2 separate regions of the Mus musculus genome follow, and region 2 is linked to region 1. The links are chromatin loops, found by intact Hi-C in ENCODE. Cell type or tissue: heart. All regions are shown on one strand. Links, peaks and the distances in the headings refer to the core of each region. The heading gives the core; the rest is flanking DNA.

Region 1 (2,918 bases), core at 271-2,770:
GAGCCACCGCACAGACTTAAGGATCAAATAATTTCATTGAAATTTTTTATCCTATATATGAATTTCAAAATCATATAAAATCTACAGCTCTTAAGATAGATTACATGTTTCTTTTGGACAGGCTTTCAAAAAAAAGAAATGGCTAAAAATGACCCTGAATGTCCACAACTGCTGACTCCACCTCCTCTGTACCAGGATTGTAAAACTGTTCCACTACAGGTGGAGTTATTGAGTCCTGGGGATCAAACCCAGGGTATATATGGATGCTATACAAGCTCTCTACCAATTGAGCTATATCCTTAGCCCTCACAAACTTTTTATTCTATGATTTTTAAATGGATTAAAAAATTAGCAAATTAATCCACATTCCAACTGGAATAATGTATTTTAGAGAACATAAAAAAACTACTTTTAATGTTTCAAATTAATTCTTTTCATCTCATCTAAAGTTTTGAAGAAAAAAACCCTCATTTCCTTTGGAGTACCTCTGAAACTGCTTTATCAAGAGTAAGTGCTCACCATTCCACCATGTACTACATAGATAAAAAGAAAAAGCTTTAAACATCTACATAGCTAAAGGAATTCTAGTATTAAGCTGTTTTTTTTTCCGTTTTCTTTTCTTTACATTTTAAAATTCAAATTAGAGAACAAAAACCACATGTTTGAAAAGTTAAAAGTGGGATTGGAAAAGTATATAGACAGAACAAAAGCATGTTTTAGGGGAAGTTAAACAAGTACCCAGTTTTGCTTTGGTGAGTATGGGAAATAAGGCAGGTTAAAGACTTAGCCAGCTAAGTACTGGGAAGAAATGAGAGAGTCCTAGGAGAAACCTAACAAATGAGACCTAAGGAATTAGGGGACAGTGCTGAGGGAAGAAGCCCAATTGAGGCTTCATTACACACGAAGCCCAACATAAGAGGTGAAAAGGATCTTTAGTCAACTCAAAGGACAAATACGATCAGAAGTTGTTCAAACAATCAGAATACAGAAAAGGGGTGTGTAAGAGTGCACACATGTATGTGCACAGCATGTGAATACGAATGAGATACTAGGTAGGAATGATCTGCAGGCAGACAGTAAGATTAATTCTGTTCTTTCTCTGCTAGGCACTTCTCTTTACCCACACAGAAGAGCATGATACAAAAGTAACCTTTTTAGAAAATAACAAATTTGTCGTAACTCTAAAATCTAATCTTCATTCAAGTAAAAAACAAAACAAAACAAAACAAAAACAACTTTTATAAAGGAAAAATCTTGAACACACAGACAGAAATTTTGGGAATAAATGAATCAATAGAAAATGCTGCTTTACAAACATCTGATGACTATCAGAATTAAAAATTTTTACATCAGCCCATGAACATCAGGTAAACTCTGATAGCACATTAAAAACAAATTTCCAACAGTCATTGGTATAGAACGACCAAGTCTTCATTTCATCAATAAATAACACTTAAAACTTAACTAAAACCCTTTGGTAACCTGAGATAATAAGGAATTACAATCTAACTTAATGGACATAGTATTAATTTATGCTACTATGCATGGTCATTCAATGTTAAAGTCTTTAAAGTTTATTAGATATCTAATCATGACTAGTTAGAGATGATTAACAGGGCTTTAAGTTTTGGAAAATCTTATACTGATAGATATTAAGATTGTTACAATTCTTATTATAAGTCACTACTAGCAATCTTACTGGTGTAGTTTTACTCTTAAGATTAACAGATTTTTTCTTTTTTAAAAAAATTTATTATAGTATCTAACTAAGTACACTGTAGCTGTCTTCAGACACACCAGAAGAGGGCGTCAGATCTCATTACAGATGGTTGTAAGCTATCATTTGGATTTGAACTCAGGACCTCTGGAAGAGCAGTCAGTGCTCTTAAACACTAAGCCATCTCTCCAGCCTCTAACAGATTTTCATATTACATATTGCTAAGAAAATTAAAAATAAAAGGATTGGGAAACTATAACAGTTTTTGAAATGCATATACTTGTTTTTCTCAGTTTCTTAATGTTATCTCAATCTAAACATCTAAACACTACACAGCATATTTTCTTTCAAGAAAGGAACCTTACAATAATGACTCCATCATAATAAATGTTTCTCAGAGTTTTCAAAGTAGAAATACTAAACAACCCAAGTAAAAACAAATAAATGTAAAAAATGGGAAAATAGCAGAAGAAACGTATCAAAATTCAACAACCATTTACTATTTATTTCTCCCTTCCTTATCAAGTTTTCTTCCTGAAGAAAAATTATTTCAGTTAGCATTCTTATAACCTATATCCTTATGAAATCTTATTCTACTCTGTTAAACAATTTACAAAATTGCAATCCCAAATAAGCAATATTAACACTCTTCTTAAAGTGCAGTCCTTGTTAAAATAGAATAAAATCTTACTGGCTACACATTTAAAAACATGTCATTTACCATGGGGAAAATATCTTCCCATAATACAGTCAGAAACAGACTATACATTAACATTCACAGGGGATAAAAATTACTGACATACAGTAAAATCAGACTCTACTTGTTTGATACTTTATTTATGTTGTCAAAGTGTCTGCTTTGATTGTTGTTTGCTTGTCTTTAGCCACCATGAAGCTTGGTACATTAGTATAAAAGTTTTGGGTTTTTGTTCAATCACAAGTAGACTTCCTAATATGTCCTACTACCTTTGTACCTAGATTTTTATCAATTTCCCTTTTATTGGTATGAATACAGAAGCAAAAATGCCAAAACCCAACCCGTGTTCTGAACTTAAAGTGGAAAAACAAAACCAAAAGTAAAAACCAAGATTCAACCCACTACTGAAAAACAGATTCCCAGCCATGACAGATTTGTTCATTTACAGTGTATGAGCTAATCTTTAATTTGACCTGTAGCCATCTGAGAACTATTTAATGTAGT
Region 2 (2,918 bases), core at 100-2,599, 57 kb before region 1:
GACTATATAACCTACAAACCACATAATCCCTTTCCTCCCCCACTCAGCATTTGGTCAGGACAACCAAACTCACAGTTCTAGTCTCTGTTCCCTAGACCATATACAAATGTTGTTTACTGATCACACTTGTAATCGAAAACATTTAAGAAAACTCTATTAGATATTAGTTTGCTTAAAGTATCTTTGACCCCAGATTTAAATTCCTTGCCTGTACATCTATCTGCGTGATCTTGGCAACCATACTGAGTTAAACCAACTGCAACTTCTTGGTTATGGGTACCTGATGTTTTCTGTTTCTGGCTGTGCATAACCTGAAATCCTGATTCCCAGTATGTAGCATATCTAACAGCACCTCCTCCATAGGATTTCGAGTAAATGAAAACTGCATCCTGGTTCTTACTGTTCCATCCCTACATTTCCCAGGAGAGAGAAAACAGCATTCCAGTGTTAACACCTCACTGTGAATGCTTCCTGGCTCAATGCTGCTGCTCCCTTCCTGGCAATCCTCTGTGACTCAAATTAAAATCTTGACTTACCCCACCCCCACCCCCAGGCACAGCCATGGGGGAGGTAACGTTATACCAATTCCACTGAACAGAGTTCCTAAAAAGCCAACTCGAAGTTTCAATCCATCAGATACAGGGTAGTAGGTGGTAGGCCCAGAGGAAGAATTCATGTCTGGAAACTGCTAACTTAGTGATACCTTTCTAGTAATAAAGAGCAGTATCAATAGTGACAAATGATGCTGCAGACTCTTAAAATGTTTATGACCCTAATGTTTCAGGTTCCTCCGTGCCATTTCTTCTGAATATTGGTCTCAACCGAACATTTGGGAGGCACTTGTATTTCGAATAAATACTTGGTAGGTCGGGTGAACTGGAAGGTACTCGAGTCACCAACCATCATTTAACATGCAATGCTAACTAAATTATTTTAGCCTCCATGTTAACACTAGCAGGCAGGCAGCACGGGGACCGACGCCCCTCACCTTAGCCAGGATGTAGTGCTGATAGGCGGCCAGGGGCAGAGTGACAGCACCGCGCAGGGCAACGGTGCTGAGTATGATGTTGCTCCACCAGGGGAGGCCGGTAGCCTCCTGCGCGCCCAGCAGCACTTCCTCCGCGGTGCGCACCGGCGCCGACGCTGCCAGGGCCTCATACCAGCCACCTGGAGAGGCCGCAGACACCGAAGCGGCTGCCCATACCGGAAGGGCTGGGAGCCGCGCGCTGCTCCAGGCGGGCGGTGATCCCGGTGCCGGGAGCCGCAGGGTGGGCAGCGACCTGAGCCACCCGGCACACGACCGGCACAGCATGGTTACACGGAGCGGGCGGCCAACTAGAGCACTAGCACCAGGAGGTTGCGCGCATGCGCGAACCCGAGGCCACGCCTGACCTTCCCAGCCGAAAGCCCTGTCCAGTGTCGCGCTAGAGATGACGTAAGACTCCGCCTTTCCCACGCGGCAATGAGCCGCTTGAGGCTCTCTTAACTCCTTTCCTTGCTGGGGTGGAGTTCAGAGCGGGAACCGGAACTGCAGGGGTAGGCGGGGCGAGCAAACTGCCTTGCTGTTGAGTTTCAGTTTCCACTCAAGGAAATTGTGGCTTGAGTACTTTTTGTGACTCGGCTGTTTCCGCCCAAGGCGCGCAGCATCTATCTCCGTTTTCTCTACGCACTGCTGAAACACCTACTTTGGGAATAGTGTTTCTGGCTCGGTCAGTGTTAAGTCTGCGTCCTTTATCCCCCTAGGCAGCTCTACTTTATAATAAGACCTAAATGTCTTTATCTGTTCCGGTTAGCATTCTGTATTCCTTTATAAACAGAATGCAGAAATGCCGAGTGGTGGCGCACGCCTTTAATCCCAGCACTTGGGAGGCAGAGGCAGGCGAATTTCTGAGTTCGAGGCCAGCCTGGTCTACTGAGTGAGTTCCAGGACAGCCAGGGCTATAAAGAGAAACCCTGTCTCGAAAAACCAAAAAAAAAAAAAGAAAAGAAAAAAACGAAATAAATAAATAAGAAGAAGAATCACCATCATAATAAGGAGCAGGGAAAAATACTATTTTTCATTTTACAAAATGAATTCCATCAACAGCACAATTTTGCTTCAACGGTTAAATGGAATGCACAGGGCTTTTAACAACTGTGTGTTTTTCACATTCGTGTTCCTGTCAACAGAAAATAAATGGAACAACGAAGTGCCCACTCCTAGGGTAGGCCAAAGTGAATTGAGTTTTTAGAAACCTCTCCCATGTTTGGTAAAGCCAAACTGTGGACACTGTCCTCTACTTTATTGAACACCTACCAAAGCTGTCAGATAGCGTATTTTCTGAAACTTGGGTAACCTGCCTTTAGTTCCCATAGCATAATCCCTTTTAAAAACAGCTCACTTATCTCTTGCTAGTTTAAGAAACCACCGTATTTCCATAAAACTGTTAATATCCAGTAGGCCCTTCCAAGATGGCCTTAAGCCAGAGAAGTTACTTAAAAACAACTCCCCCAAGTCCCAACTTACCATACATGAGAACCTAGAATTAATTCTCAACACTGGGAAAGTAGGTAAATTTATTATGTGTAATAAATAAGCCTGTTATTTGTAGATCTATTGTTCACAAACCCTAAACCAAAAATTTCAAGCAGTTATTAAAATCTTTAACAATTTTTTTCTACAGCTACAGGTAACTGACAACCTCTTCTGATAAAACTGCACACCTGCATTCATGTCAAAGTAATGGAAATAAATTTAAAAACTAAACCCATATATTGTTATGTGAACTAAACTTCTTAATACTTATTTTGTGATGTTGCATATATGAGCATATTTAACTTTTTGTCTTCTTAATAATGTGCATATGACGTGTCTGTAAATCTAACACTAACCCTGAGGAGGAAACTCATGTGGTATCAGAGACCACTTGAGAATTCTA

The links. A loop is a pair of places that touch in the nucleus more often than their neighbours do. Peaks named below come from ENCODE experiments on the same cell type or tissue, not always from the same donor. Only the 100,000 strongest peaks of a DNase experiment are listed, where the experiment ranks them.
Region 2: a loop joins it to region 1, with 2.5 times the contacts of the local background. A loop is called at or near these places in 5 of 42 quality-filtered maps.

What each region holds. Positions count from the first base shown.
Region 1 is chr5:90,279,738-90,282,655 of GRCm38, forward strand. The region is part of intron 15 of Ankrd17 (ankyrin repeat domain 17); the gene reads right to left. Among named protein-coding and RNA genes, the nearest start is that of Cox18, 57 kb to the left of the region's middle. In heart, for the core only: a CTCF peak has its summit at 1,791 (motif pointing right); no DNase peak of the experiment used is centred there.
Region 2 is chr5:90,222,628-90,225,545 of GRCm38, forward strand. It overlaps Cox18 (cytochrome c oxidase assembly protein 18), which reads right to left and starts at 1,369. Exons shown (of 6, transcript NM_001033310.3): 1 at 989-1,369. The coding sequence starts at 1,312. In heart, for the core only: CTCF peaks have their summits at 1,093 and 1,548; a DNase peak (open chromatin) is centred at 1,444; H3K4me3 peaks cover 1,971 bases; H3K27ac peaks cover 1,628 bases.